2 separate regions of the Homo sapiens genome follow, and region 1 is linked to region 2. Evidence: chromatin contacts called from ENCODE Hi-C or POLR2A ChIA-PET data. All regions are on one chromosome and are shown on one strand. Each heading gives the region's core, a stretch centred on a gene start or an enhancer-like site at or near the end of the contact. The rest is flanking DNA. Distances are from core to core; before and after follow the strand shown. Region 1 holds the start of CFAP100-DT (CFAP100 divergent transcript). Region 2 holds the start of ALDH1L1 (aldehyde dehydrogenase 1 family member L1).

Region 1 (3,521 bases), core at 44-2,543, 210 kb after region 2:
TATGAAGTGCTTCTTGTGGTTTGCTAAAACCTAAATCGGAGGGACAGGTTTTTGTTCTGCTTTGATGGTTTGTAGGGAGATAAGGCTGCAGAGGTAGGCTGGGGCCGGGTCATTGAGGACTTTGAATGTCAGTGTAAGGAGCCTCTCTCCTAAGGGTAAAGGGACAACTTGTCTTTCAGCACATTTGACAATAGCAGCTGTAACGAACACACACGTGCACACATGCACACACACACACTACATGTGCACACATGTGCACATGCACACATGCACAAATCACATATGTGGCTTAACACAATACAACATTCTTCCTCCCTTGTGCAAAGCCCACTGTGGATATTGCAAGTTGGGACACTATTCTACCAGCGAAGATTCAGGGATCCCTGCTCCTTCCATCTTGGGAGCTCCTCCTCACTCCCACCCCCAGCTCCAATGGAGTTCCTGTTGTGGATGTGGTCTTCCCACCCACTACACCGGCCTTAGGCAGAGCCTGGCACAGCTGGGATCCTCACTGGGACTACATTGCTGGGCTGCAGACTGCTCCAGAGTCCCCCCAGAAGCCCCTAAATGTCCCTGAAAAGATGAGTCACTGACTGTGCTTTCAGCTCCAAGCAGCCTTTATCAATCTCTCAATCCCCATAGATACTGGGAAAATCTAGGAACATGTTCAGAACTCAAAGAGGGGTCTTCTGCTGCTGCTTTTTGTGGGGAGACAGGATCCCTGAGCTGGGGGACCAGACATCCTGGTGCCCCTGGCTTCAAGCAGCTGGTGGATCTGCGCGCTCAAAACTTGCCCTGGTCTGTATGGCCTCATCCTCTCGCTTGTCCCACTATGATGGATCTCGCTCGCTCCGTAGAGCAGTGGCTTTGCAACCCTAGCCAGCACTGGGGTCGCGCGTGGACTTGTCAGGACACACATTGCTGGGCTCCACCCCGAGTTTCTGATTCTGGGGCGAGGATTGAAAACTTGCTTTTCTAACGAGTTCCCAGCATTTTCGATGCTGCTAGTCCTGAGACCATACTTTGAAAACCGCCCCTCTAGAAAGTGCGATCCCTCCCCAGGAAAGAAGCAGGGCTATTTTTGCTCCAAAAGTATCCATCCTGCACGCCCTCTTCAGTGCTTGGCACGTGGCGAATAAACCAATCAGGATGAAAGGAGCCAACCCAAGTGCGGAGTGTTGAACCTCAGAGGAAGAAACCCGCGTTCACCAGGCCCAGGCCTGGGCCAGGCGCTGTCCTGGCGGCGTCAGGGAGGACATCGTGCCCAGAGCTCGGACCCAGCAGCCCGGCCCCGCGCCCTCCCTGTCCCGCGGCCCGCAGGCCCAGCCCTCAAGCGCCCAGCCTCCGCGGCCTTTGTGGCGTCACAGCCAGCCTGAAGAATGGTTGCCTTGGAGACGTAAACCCAAGAGCCCTGCTCCTGGAGCTGAGAACTGCAGCGCGGAGGCTTCGGAGCGAGCCGGGGCAGTCGGGGTCGGTGGGTGCGCTCGCGGTCCGGGGAGAGGGGGCGCGCGGGGTCCGTGAGGGCGCGTGGGGGCGGCGGCAGGGGTGCGAAACCAGGGCCCGAGGGGCGCGCGTGGCCGGGAGCGGACTTGCAAGGCGCCTTCCAAGGCTGCCCGCTCGCATGCCACTTGCTTGAAACACACCCATCTACCATCCACCCCATCTGTCCTACCATCCCTGTGCACCTCGCTGTGTGGCTCGGGGCCTTGCAGAGCGCGGGTGTTAGGAGGCGACCCTGCGAACCCCAGGCTCACCCAATAGGGGGCTGCAGCAGGAATGCGGCAGGAATGGCACAAGCTTAGAGTGGGGGCCCTTTCCAGAGGCAGCCCCTCCTGACTGTGACTTTGGACACCTCGCTGAATCTCTGCTTCCTCCCCTGCAAAAATGAAAATTCATTCAATGGATGAAGTTAAGAAGTGCCAAGGGTATGTCAGGAGCTTGGATGAGCAGAAAAGACCCCCCTGTTCTCATGGAGCTCACATTTTAGGGGGAAATAGACAACGAATGGATTTTTAAAGTGATAATCAGATAGTGGGAATTGCAGAGAAGAAAATAAAGGCCACATGGGGGTGGGGAGGAAGAAACCACTTTGGATGGGATGGTGAGAGGTCTCTCTAAAGAGGTGACATTTGAGCTCGGAATTGAAGAGAAGGAAGCCCAGCACCCCCAGCTGGGTATGGGAGAATATTTTTTGGCCGAGGAGGCCGAAAATGCAAAGGCTTGAGGCCAAGATTGATGTGTTCTAAGCACAGAAAAAGTAGGCAGCTAGAGCCAAGTCCAGGAGGTGAGAGTGGACCCTCGGGTGGGAGAGGCAGGGAGCCGGCAGGTGTCCCCACAAGGTGAGCCCTCAGCAAATGTCGGTGGCTGTCAGCCACCCAGGGGGAAGGAAGCTCTGGGCTTGGGGACCACCAGGCTCAAGCACTGTGTCACTCCTCAGGTGAGGATCTCCTTTAGAAGAGGAGAAGCCTTGCATCAACCTCTTGGGCCTCAGCCAAGATGTCTGAGATACCGTCCACTATAGTCTCCAAGAACATGACCAATGACAGTAAGTACCGGGCCAGGGTGGGCACTCTCAGAGGTCAGGGGCAGCTTCGGAGCCTGTCCAGCTCCCTCACAGGTTAAGGTAGCTCTAAACCAAACACTAGGCAGGAGTCATAGATCTGCCTACTTCCCTTGAAACAAGGCATATGGATTGCCTGCAGCTGCTGTAACAAAGCACCACCACAAACTGGGGGGCTGGAGTCACAGACATTTGTTTTCTCAAGCTCTGGGGGCTGGATGTCTGAGATCAAGTTGTCCAAAAGGCTAGGTCCCTCCAAGGGCTCTGAGCGAGAACCCATTCCGGGCCTCTCTCCTGGTTTCCAGAGCTTTGCAGGCAATCCTTGGTGCTCTTTGGCTTGTAGAAGCATCACTCCCATCTCAGCCTTCCTGCCCATGTGGAATTCTGCCTGTGTGTGTCTGTGTCCAAATTTCCCCATTTTACAGGGACCCCATCACATTGGATTGGAGGCCTACCCCGCTCCAGAATGGCCTCAGCTTAGTGAATTACAGCTGCAAAGACCTTATTTCCAAACAAGATCACATTCTGAGACAGTAGGGGTTGGGACTTCAACATACGAATTGGGATGACACAGTTCAACCCACAACAGACCATGAGGAAGGTGTCACCGTGAAGGTGAGCTTCTCTCAGCACCCCTCTGACCACAAATGCCAGGCTGGGCTCCAAGGAGGTGGTCAGCTGGCGCTAGGCCCTGGATGAAACATGCCTGCCCTAGTGGAATTGCATGCATTTGCCAAGATCTCACACAGGGCGACGCTGAGGGAGGCTGCCCAGGCCTACCTGGGGCCCTTCAGCTTTTTTATTGGAATTTAATTTGGTTTTGACCAGGCATAGTATTCCATGGTTCAAAATTCAAAAGTGTGTTAAAAGCCCCTCATTGTGAAAAGCCTCTCCCACCCTGTCAAAGGCATACAGTGCCCCTTCCTTAGAGATGGCCACTGTCCCCTGTCTCTTCTAGGCT
Region 2 (3,887 bases), core at 142-2,641:
CCTTTCACTTGGTGGTGTGGGGACACTGGGAGGCTTCCTGGGCCTCCCAACCCTCCTACCCAATTCCCAGCCCAGGCTTGGCTCTCCAGGACCCAGCTTCTAGTCCCTGTGAGGCTGGGCCACCCTGCAGGACTGCAGCTCTGGGCCCTCTGTTCTGGTGCTAGGGCCCTGGGGCCCATGAATGCAGTTCTAGCACTCGGGAGGCTGAGGCGGGAGAATCACTTGAACCCGGGAGGCGGAGGTTGCAGTGAGCCGAGATCGTGCCACTGCACTCCAGCCTGGGCGACAGAGCGAGACTCTGTCTCAAACAAACAAACAAACAAACAGCAGCCAACATTCTCCGAGGGTTTCCTAGGGCCAGGCGCGGGGCAGTCTCATGTAATTCTCAAGCAATCTTGGGAGGCAGGCACTACTGTTCATTGCCCCTCCCGATTTTAGAGACAAGAAACTAAGATTCAGAACACAAGAAACTTGCCCAAGGTCAAGGAGAAGTGGAGGCGTGGGGAGGAAACAAAGTCACCTGACACCAGAGCCCATGCCTCCAAACTCCAAGTCTGGGACTCCTGATTAAATTCCGTCTCTGTCTGCACTTTGGGAAGATTCTTTCCTCTCCTAGGCAAGTGCCCGCGGGGCCTGAGCTCTCGATAGCGGGGCCCCAGGAGCCACGTTGTGGGGTCTGCTATCCGGCCTCCCTCTGCACGCGCGACCGTCCACTTGAGCGCAGTGGCTGGAGCTGGGACTCCAGCGCAGCCCCTGAGCGCTCACGTCGACCCCTCCAATCACAAGAGGCCCTCGTGCCAGGCCCCCAGATTTGGCCAATCAGGGAAGACCTTTCCCTGTCACAGAATGGGGTCGAGGGGCCCAGGAAACAGGTAGTCCCCAGTCACAAATCATCGCGTCGCCTTCGCTGGTCCCTTTCTCTTATCGAGCCTCAGTTTTCTCTTCCATAAGCCGGGCCAGCAGTGCCCACCCCACAGGTTGGCGCCAGCTCCGTAAGGGCCCTACCACCGCGGCCGGCCAGATCCTCGGCGGGCCAGTCCTGGCGCTGCGGTCATTTAGCCTGATGACCCCTGGCCAGGTTCAGCCTCAATTGCTCCAAAGAACTCCGGACCCGTACCCCGAGCCCGGCGTCCCAGCGGCGAAGTTGATGGGCCCCGCAGGAGCCCTTGCGGTGAGAACCGAGTCCTGGAGCCCCTGGAGCCCCCGGAGCCCCCGGAGCTGCAGCCGGGGCAGCCTCCTTTCCGCCGGGAGTCCAGCGCTCTCGAGAGCCCAGAAACTCACCGCGCGCAGGAGTTGGTGCGGGCGTCCCGGGCAGGTTAGACTTCTGTGAGCCGCAGCCCCGAAACTGAGGTTGGTGCAGACCCGTCCTGGGAGCCAGGAGGTGGGACCTGTCCCCGCCAGTCCGCGAGCTCTGGTTAAGGCCAGAGCCCGTGAGGGGAGGGGCGCGGGGCGGGCGGAGAGTCAGCCGAGTGGGGGCGGCGCTCACCGGTGGTGGGACTATGGCGGGAGCGCAGCGCACCCTCTCCGGGCGGGTCTATAAATGCCATGTAAAAGCCAACCCCGCAGGGGCCTGCGCTCTTTCCCGCTTAGGTCAAGAAGACTTACTGTGGACCCTTGGAGAATTCCCAGGGCTTTGAAAAGTCCCAAGCACCCAGCAGGGCTGGCAGTTCTGAGCGCTGGCAAGGCTAAGTGGGTCAGAGGAGACCCTCGCCAAGCCGGTGACTCACTCACTCGCTCACCCTCTCTCACTCTTGATGGGCCAAGTACCTGCCATGTGCTACGGACACAGCAGAGCGAAAGGAGACGCTGCCCTCCGGGAATTTGCAGCCGCTTGCAGAGGCGGCCCCTTAGCAGCTGCGCATCCGGGTGGATAGCGGCGCTTCTGCCCGCCCAGTGCCTACCCGCCTCTCCGAGAGAAAAACAGCCCCTGGTTTTCTCTCTGCAATTCCCCTTCTCCACTCTCTCCCTTCTACTCAGTCCTGGTGCCGCAGACCCCTCCTCCTGGTTCCCAGAGATCCTGGCCAGCCCGGTCTCAGGCAAGGCCATGTAGAATGCCGGGAGTGATAATTGCGTATTGTTTCATGACTGCAAGCCTGTGTCCAGGTGGCTCCTTCTCCTGGAACACCCTTCCCACCACACCTGCGGCCGCACTGCTCCGTGCCCTGCTAAGCCTCACTTCTTTTGAGGCGACCCTCTCGCTAAGTCCCGACCACCTGGCCCTCTCTCTGCTCAGTGCCTGAACACATCAGGCTTGCTGCAGCCCCTGCCTTTACCTCTCTACTTGTAGTGTTCTTTCAGAGCCTGCTCCCATATGGTATCACATATCAGATATCTGATGCAGAGCCTTAGAGAGGCTGTTCCAGGTCACACAAACTAAGGAAGTCCCTCAGCCACTCCCTGCCACATCACCCTGTTCTATTTCCTTCACAGCACTTAACTGTATATCTGATATTTCCTTGTTTCTTTGTTTGTTCATTGTCTGTCTCTCCCACTAGACTGTAAGCTCTTTGAGGACAGGAAATTTGTGAGATGTATTCACTGTTGTATCCCCAATACACAGTGATGGCTTGTAGCAGTTGCTAAATAAATGTTTGTTGAATGGCTTAATGCATGTATTTTGCTCACATAAGCCAGTATGGGCACCCAGGATTGAGGTGGCCTGTGCCTGCTGATCCACTTAGCCTACTTTCAGGCACTGTCCCCTTGTTCTTTAGGCTCCAGCCTGCAGGTCTCCCTGCTGTCCCTCATATCTGTGGAACTTCTCGACTCATAAAGTTTCCATGTGCCGTTCATCTTTGTCCAGAGAACCCCCATCATTCTTCAGGAAGTTCCTACTAAAATGCCATGACTTCAGGGAAGCTTTCCCTAGCCTCAGCCTTACTAGGACAGATTCCTCCATTATGTGATCACAGAGAGGCCTGTAATTTTTCTTCATGAACCTCTCTCAACTTTATTTATTTATTTTTTTTTGAGGTAGAGTCTCACTCTGTCACCCAGGCTAGAGTCCAATGGTGCAATCTCAGCTCAATGGACCCTCCACCTCCTAGGTTCAAGCGATTCTCCTGCCTTAGCCTCCTGAGTAGCTGGGATTACAGGCATGCGCCACCACACCCAGCTAATTTTTGTATTTTTAGTAGACGTTTCACCGGGGTTTCACCATGTTGGCCAGGCTGGTCTCAAACTCCTGACGTCAGATGATCCACCTACCTCAGCCTCCCAAAGTGCTGAGATTACAGGCATGAGCCACTGCACCCTGCCTTCAACTGCAATTTTATCACTGCTTCTGGGATTGCTTGATTAACATGTCTCTGGACAATGATGGCGAAGACTAGCTTATTCTCCTGGGAAGTCCCCAGGGCTGAATGCATGCCCTGTGTGTGGAAGGTGTGCCATATAATCTGTAGGAAAACTGGCTGAGTGTTAGGGGCCTGCAATGGGAAAGTGGTGTGTTCTGAACTTGGGAGTTAAAATTGAGAAGGCAGATGGGCGACAGGAACCACTGAACAATGGCTTGGAGGTTAGACACCCCAAAAAGATGTATTAGGAAATCAGAGAGGAATCCATACTCTTAGAGGTATGGAGCAGGAGAGGAGGGAATTTTAAGCAGAAAGTGTTCCGAAATCATGTGGAAAGTAGAAAATGTACCAGATGAACTGGGGGATCTCATTAAGGAGATTGTTGAAGGTGCCTCCTCCTGGCTTCTTCTTGCTGCTTATACTAAAATGTGAGAGAAGGGACATAAGCCAAAGGAAGGATTGTTAAATAAAAAGGAACCATAACTTGGGCTGTGAAAATGTCCAGCTTCTCCAGATGTCATATGATGCTAAAACTAACAAATGGCTTCCAGGCAAAGAGCAAATGCAGGCCAGTGCAAGGAAGATGGCCTA

What was found. A loop is a pair of places that touch in the nucleus more often than their neighbours do. ChIA-PET counts read pairs that join two places held with the same protein, here RNA polymerase II (POLR2A). Pooled maps may share reads with other maps.
Region 1: a loop to region 2 is called in a pooled map, with 2.6 times the contacts of the local background. The contact joins the promoter of CFAP100-DT here to the promoter of ALDH1L1 in region 2. A Hi-C loop is called at or near these places in 12 of 168 maps with a recorded cell type or tissue (A673, Calu3, GM12878 and 9 more), 4 of 37 single-sample maps with no recorded cell type and 20 of 50 pooled maps. POLR2A ChIA-PET finds 5 or more read pairs at or near these places in 3 of 52 experiments (GM12878, K562 and PC-9).

What each region holds. Positions count from the first base shown.
Region 1 is chr3:126,393,505-126,397,025 of GRCh38, forward strand. CFAP100-DT (CFAP100 divergent transcript) reads right to left here and starts at 1,294. Exons shown (of 2, transcript NR_103789.1): 1 at 795-1,294. CFAP100 (cilia and flagella associated protein 100) reads left to right here and starts at 1,405. Exons shown (of 17, transcript NM_182628.3): 1 at 1,405-1,474; 2 at 2,438-2,545. The coding sequence starts at 2,497.
Region 2 is chr3:126,179,195-126,183,081 of GRCh38, forward strand. It overlaps ALDH1L1 (aldehyde dehydrogenase 1 family member L1), which reads right to left and starts at 1,392. Exons shown (of 23, transcript NM_012190.4): 1 at 1,282-1,392. ALDH1L1-AS2 (ALDH1L1 antisense RNA 2) reads left to right here and starts at 871. Exons shown (of 2, transcript NR_046383.1): 1 at 871-1,350. RefSeq lists enhancers at 1,052-1,807, 1,808-2,561.